Regions from separate parts of the Homo sapiens genome. Here region 1 is linked to region 2. A link is a loop called in an ENCODE intact Hi-C map of the cell type or tissue named here. Cell type or tissue: endothelial cell of umbilical vein. All regions are shown on one strand. Links, peaks and the distances in the headings refer to the core of each region. The heading gives the core; the rest is flanking DNA.

The links. Peaks named below come from ENCODE experiments on the same cell type or tissue, not always from the same donor. Only the 100,000 strongest peaks of a DNase experiment are listed, where the experiment ranks them.
Region 1: it touches region 2 in a loop (6-fold over the local background); 1 of 110 quality-filtered maps calls a loop at or near these places.

Annotation. Positions count from the first base shown.
Region 1 is chr9:113,608,584-113,611,493 of GRCh38, reverse strand. No RefSeq gene overlaps it. Among named protein-coding and RNA genes, the nearest start is that of RGS3, 150 kb to the right of the region's middle. In endothelial cell of umbilical vein, for the core only: no CTCF peak of the experiment used is centred there; a DNase peak (open chromatin) is centred at 1,523; H3K27ac peaks cover 1,968 bases.
Region 2 is chr9:113,674,216-113,677,125 of GRCh38, reverse strand. All of the region lies in intron 2 of LOC105376223 (a long non-coding RNA gene), which reads right to left. Among named protein-coding and RNA genes, the nearest start is that of ZNF618, 200 kb to the left of the region's middle. In endothelial cell of umbilical vein, for the core only: no CTCF peak of the experiment used is centred there; DNase peaks (open chromatin) are centred at 1,495 and 2,485; H3K27ac peaks cover 2,228 bases.

The DNA.
Region 1 (2,910 bases), core at 209-2,708, 66 kb after region 2:
GGTCAGACATGATGCTTCTTAGGAATTTGTCAACCATCTTTCCTCACAGAGAATCTCTCACAAGCTGGGAGTCGGGAAACCTAACCTCTCAGAGTGTTCTGGAAACTCCTTCTCCCTTCTCAGGTCCCCTCACCCTTCTCATTTCTAATGCCAAAGCTATTCAGAACTTCCGCTCCTTGGGGATCCCAGGAGGGGCCTCACCTGACAGGATTTACTATCTGCCAATATGCAAAAGTGACTACTGTCAGTCATTTTAAATCGCCATTGCTATGGAATGAAAGGTGTCTCCCACATTTCCAATGTTGAAGTCCTAACTCCCAGTCCTGGAGAATGTCACTGTATTTACAGAGGTCATTAAGTTAGTGTGAGGTCAATAGAGTGGGAATGACTGTCTTCCTAAGCCAATGTGACTGATGTCCTTATAAGAAGAGGAGATGAGGACACAGAAGGGTGCAAGGGAAGACCCATGAAGGCACAGGGAGAAGATGGCCAACGACAAGCCAAAGAGAGCAGCCTCAGAAGAAACCAACCCTGCCACACCTGGATCCTGGACTTCCAGCCTCCAGAACTGTGAGGAAATAGACTACTGCTGCTTAAGGCACCACCAGGCTTGGGACTGTGTTTTGACCACCGTAGCAGACTCATGTAGATGTTTCTCATGCATCTTGCTCATTGTGCTGTCAATGAGCCTGTCTTCCCTTCCAGACTGTGAATTCCTGAATTCCCCAATTCCACTGGGCAGATCGGATGCCTCCATCCCTCAGGGCCTAGAAGCCACTACGCCCAGAATGTGTTTCCTGGGTGAAGACCTTTTGTGTCTGCAATGAACAGAACTGTGCTTCGTGGGCTTTTTAAATCACCAGACGAGGGAAGGTGGAGGCCAGACCATGCTGGTCCCCTCCCCAGCTGTGAAGCACCATCCCATACCGCCCTGAATGAAAGGCTCCCCCACATTTTACCAATGAGTAAACCAAGGCCAGGGAAGACAAGTGACTTGCCTGAGGTCATTCATGGAGTCAGAGTTGTTAAAGAGGAGAGACTGAAGCCCACCAGTCCCGGGGGGGCCTGAGAGGTGGCAGGCTGGTTTGGGTGGCTCTGCAGTGTCCACACTCTGGAAGGAGACAGAGAGGGCCTGGGTTTGAATCCCGACTCCTCCTCTTATTTGCTGTGTGTGAGCAGGTTCCTGGCCTCTTTTAACTGGGCCTCAGTTTCCACATGTGAACAATGAGGCTGATAAATATGAGAGGACACGCAGTGCTCAGCACCGTGTCTGACCCACGAGACGGGCTCAAGAAATGTTGGAAAGGCTGCCGCCGCTGCTAACAAACACAGCATTCCCAAAATACTTGCCGGCTCCGCACCTGGCCCCACGGGAAGTCTAACAAAGAGCTTGGGTAGAAGCTTTTCCTGCCGGTCGGCATGGGGGAGGTGGCCAGGCAACCTCTGTCCACCTCTGAGCACTGCCCCCACTCGCTCTATCATTTACCCTTCTCCTGGCCTTACAGGGCCCAGGGACTCGATAAGGTTCAATGGCTCATTGTTCTCCATCCAGGCTCAAACCAGGCCAGGCCTGCCGGGAACCAGCAACTAAAAATAGCCCCACCGGGTGTTTGGGTCCAGCTGCTTCTCTCAGTCTGGGGGTCAAGAGGTGCCCGCGATCTTCCTGGTCACTACTCTGGGTGAAGGCCAGCTTGGCCAACTGCCAGATCACCCTGACTGGAGAGCCCAAACTCACACCCGCAAAATATTTAATGGAAAATTCAAGAGCTGCTACGATTCTCCCAGGGACAGAGCCTTGGCACAGATTTTCAGAGGGAGTTCAGGGTTCAGAGGTGGGGCGGGTCTCAGCCTGCCAAGGATTGGGAGAACAGGCTGGAAGAACAGGCTGGAATTGGCGAGGCAAACAGAGACAGTGAAGGTATCCCAGGTGGCAGCGACAGCAGAAGCAAGGGATGAGGAGGAGGCTAGGTGTGATAATGAGAGGCTGCAGGAGGGCTATTTGGCAGAGCAGGAGGGGGTGTCTTCAAGGGGAGGCCCAGGCTCACTCCAGAAGGACCCTGAATGCCTGGCAAGACTTTACAAAAAAAAAAAAAAAAGAATAAAATGGGAAGACTCACTCTGCCTGATTTATTTATTTATTTATTTATTTATTTATTTATTTATTTTTGCTGAGACAGAGTCTCGCTGTGTTGCCCAGGCTGCAGCACAGTGGCAGGATCTCAGCTCACCGCAACCTCCACCTCCCGGGTTCAAATGATTCTCCTACCTCAGCCTCCCGAGTAGCTGGGATTACAGGCGCCCGCCACCTTGCCTGGCTAATGTTTGTATTTTTTTTTAGTAGAGACGGGAGTCTCACCATGTTGGCCAGGCTGGTCTTGAACTCCTGACCTCAAGTGATCAGCCCACCTTGACCTCCCAAAGTGCAGGGATTACAGGCATGAGCCACAATGCCCGGCCCACTCTACCTGATTTTAAGACATCATATAGTACAGTAACCAAGACTGTGTGGCACTGGCAGAGAGATAGAAACACAGATCATTGGAACAGAGAACCTAGACATAGACCCACAGGGTATGACCAACTGATTTTTGACAAAGGTGCAAAACTTCACACCCACTGGGATGGCTGTAATAAAAAAGACTTCATACTTCCGGGTGCAGTGGCTCACACCTGTAATCCCAGCACTTTGGGAGGCCAAGGTGGGCTGACTGCTTGATCTCAGGAGTTTGAGACCAGCCTGGTCAAGATGGTGAAACCCTGTCTCTACAAAAAGTACAAAAATTAGCTGGGCATGGTGGCGGGCACCTGTAATCCCAGCTACTCAGGAGGCCGAGGCAGGAGAATCACTTGAGCTGGGGAGGCAGAGGCTGCAGTGAGCCAAAATCACACCATTTGCACTCCGGCAAGAGG
Region 2 (2,910 bases), core at 294-2,793:
CTACTCTTCAAAAGCACCACTCCCAGCTGTCCATCTACGTGGCCCCTGCAGGGGCTGAGGGCCGTGGGCTTTGTGTGCCCAGCATTCTCCTCTCTCACTTGTTCTGGTCCCTTTGGGCAACTCCAGCTGTCTATCCGGCCTTGGCAGAGTGTCTGTCATGATCCCCACCTCCACCTGCCCCCCCAGGAGCCAGAGGGGACAGCGGATGATCCAGGCTGGACATTACGGCACCCATTGCCCTTGACTCCACAGATGTTTTTAGGGAAAAGACGCCTGACCAGGCAAAAGCAGTCAGAGGTTTCCCTGCAATCAATGGTGGGAAATAGGGAAAAAGAAATCCTCTTTCCTCTGGATTTGTGGCGCCAGGAGAAGGTAGGTCGGGGCTGCTGGTGACTCACTCAGCTGACACTTTACAGCACAGAGCTGAGCAGAGCCAAGCGATGGAGGGAGATGCCCAGATGACCCTGTTTGAGCCCCTGCTGTCAGCTAGTTCCACCCATCTCCCAGGTCGGTGACTGTAGCAGGCTGGCGACCGGCTGCCCCAGCTTCATTTCTGATCCCCTTTCCTCTGGCTTCTCTTATAGAGGCAGAAACTGCTCACAGCTCAGTTTTCCAAGCCCTGATGAAGCTAAGGGTGCCCTTGTGAACCAGCACAGCCAAACTGTGTCACTTGGCCACCACACTCCACTTTCACACCTATCCACACCACCCAGTGCGTGGTGCCTTTGTGGCTCCTCCCAGAGAGAGGTAGAGTCTATTTCTCCACCTTTTTTTTTTTTTTTTTTGAGACAGAGTCTCACTCTGTTGCCTGGGCTGGAGTGCAGTGGCACGATCTTGGCTCACTGCAACTTCTTCTTCCCAGGTTCAAGTGATTCTCCTGCCTCAGCCTCCCAAGTAGCTGGGATTACAGATACGTGCCACCACGCGCAGCTAATTTTTGTACTTTTAGTAGAGACGAGGTTTCACCTTGTTGGCCAGGCTGGTCTCAAACTCCTGACCTCAAATGATCTGCCTGCCTCGGCCTCCCAGAGGGCTAGGATTACAGGCATGAGCCACCATGCCCAGCCTATTTCTCCACCTTTAATCTCAGCTGACCTCACGACTTTGGGGCAATAGAAGGTGGGAGGAGTGACACTGTGCCAGGCCTGAGCCTAGGTCTCAAGAGCTTTTGGATATGTCTGCTCCCTCTGTTGAACCCCAGCCCAGTCACCATGTGAGCAATCCCAGGCTAGCCTGCTGGTGGAAGGGAGACATCCCAGCAGCTGACAACTCGCCAACACCAGCCACGTGAGAGGGCCATCCTAGATCGGACGGTCCCAGTGGAAGACCAGTCTTTCACAGACACATGACCGAGCCCAGCTGAGATCAGCCAAGCCAGCCTCAAATCAGCAAAACTTCCGAGCCAACCCATAGACTCATCAGCGACAATGTGTGGTGGTTTTTAGCTGTTAGGTTTGGGGATGATTAGTCACGCAGAAACAGATCACTGATATAGAAACGTCATCAGAACTGGCTGTGGACCTCCTTCCATTTTTCTATTTTTGTTCTTTTCCTTCCTATGAGTAAGGGCTAGGAATTTGCAGCTGCCTCACAACCTCAACAGACCAGGCTGGGGACAATGGGGCAGAAAGAGAGGAGGGGTTGCTGAGCGTTCTCTCCTGCCCCGGACTGCCTGCCTCTGAACTTTTTTTTTTTTTTGAGACAGAGTCTTACTTTGTAGCCCAGGCTGGAGTGTGGTGGCACAATCTAGGCTCACTGCAGCCTCCGCTCCTGGGTTCAAACAATTCTCCAGCCTCAGCCTCCTGAGTAGCTGGGATTACAAGAACGGGACACCACACCTGGCTAATGTTTGTATTTTTAGTAGAGATGGGGTTTCACCATGTTCATCAGGCTGGTCTCAAACTCCTGACCTCAAGTGATCCACCCACCCCGGCCGCCCAAAGTGCTGGGATTATAGGTGTGAGCCACCACGCCTGGCTCTACCTCTGAACATTATGTGAGACAAAGAAAACCTTTATTTATGCCAACCGTAGTCAGAGTTTTTGTTCGTAGCCAAACACATTTCTGATACAATCAATAAATTACCTTGCTTGCTTAAGCTAGTTTTGAGTTGGATTTATGATCTTAACCAAAACAGCCCCTTTGTGTATTCCTGTTCATCAGTTCCTTTTGTTGGGGGGTAGCTCTATAACATGTAGTTTTCACAAAACACAAGGTTTAAGAAAATGTCATTTTTCATGGCTCTTCTGATTGCTCTTTAGCCCACAGACAGAGGGACCACATTGGTTTGGGGTCGCACAGAGAAAACTCAGAAGCAATGCTATGGTGTTTGCAGTATGAGGGCTACACATGTTGGAATATTCCCAGGTGAGAAAAGTAACAGGTATTCTCGTAGAGGCCTCCAAGGGGTCGGAAGACTACTCCAGGGATCCTATTTCTCAGGTCTTTGGTGGTGCCTCGTGCTGAGGAAGCAGTGCCTGGCCATGACCCAGAGAGTGAGTAATTGAGATACTCACCAGAAAAATCTCGCTTTGCGAATAGCCCACTATGTCTTCTGAAAGTCCAGGTGACTGACAGTTTTGTTTTGTTTTGTTTTGTTTTGTTTTATTTTATTATCTTATCTTTGAGACAGAGTTTTCACTCTTGTTGCCCAGGCTGGAGTGCAATGGTGCAATCTTGGCTCATTGCAACCTCTGCCTCCCAGGTTCAAGCAATTCTCCAGCCTCAGCCTCCCAAGTAGCTGGGATTACAGGCCCCCACCACTATGCCCAGCTAATTTTTTTTGTATTTTTAGTAGAGATGGGTTTCACCATGTTGGCCAGGCTCATTTCGAACTCCTGGCCTCAGGTGATCGACTCACCTTGGCCCCACAAAGTGCTGGGATTACAGCTGTGAGCCACCACACCCGGC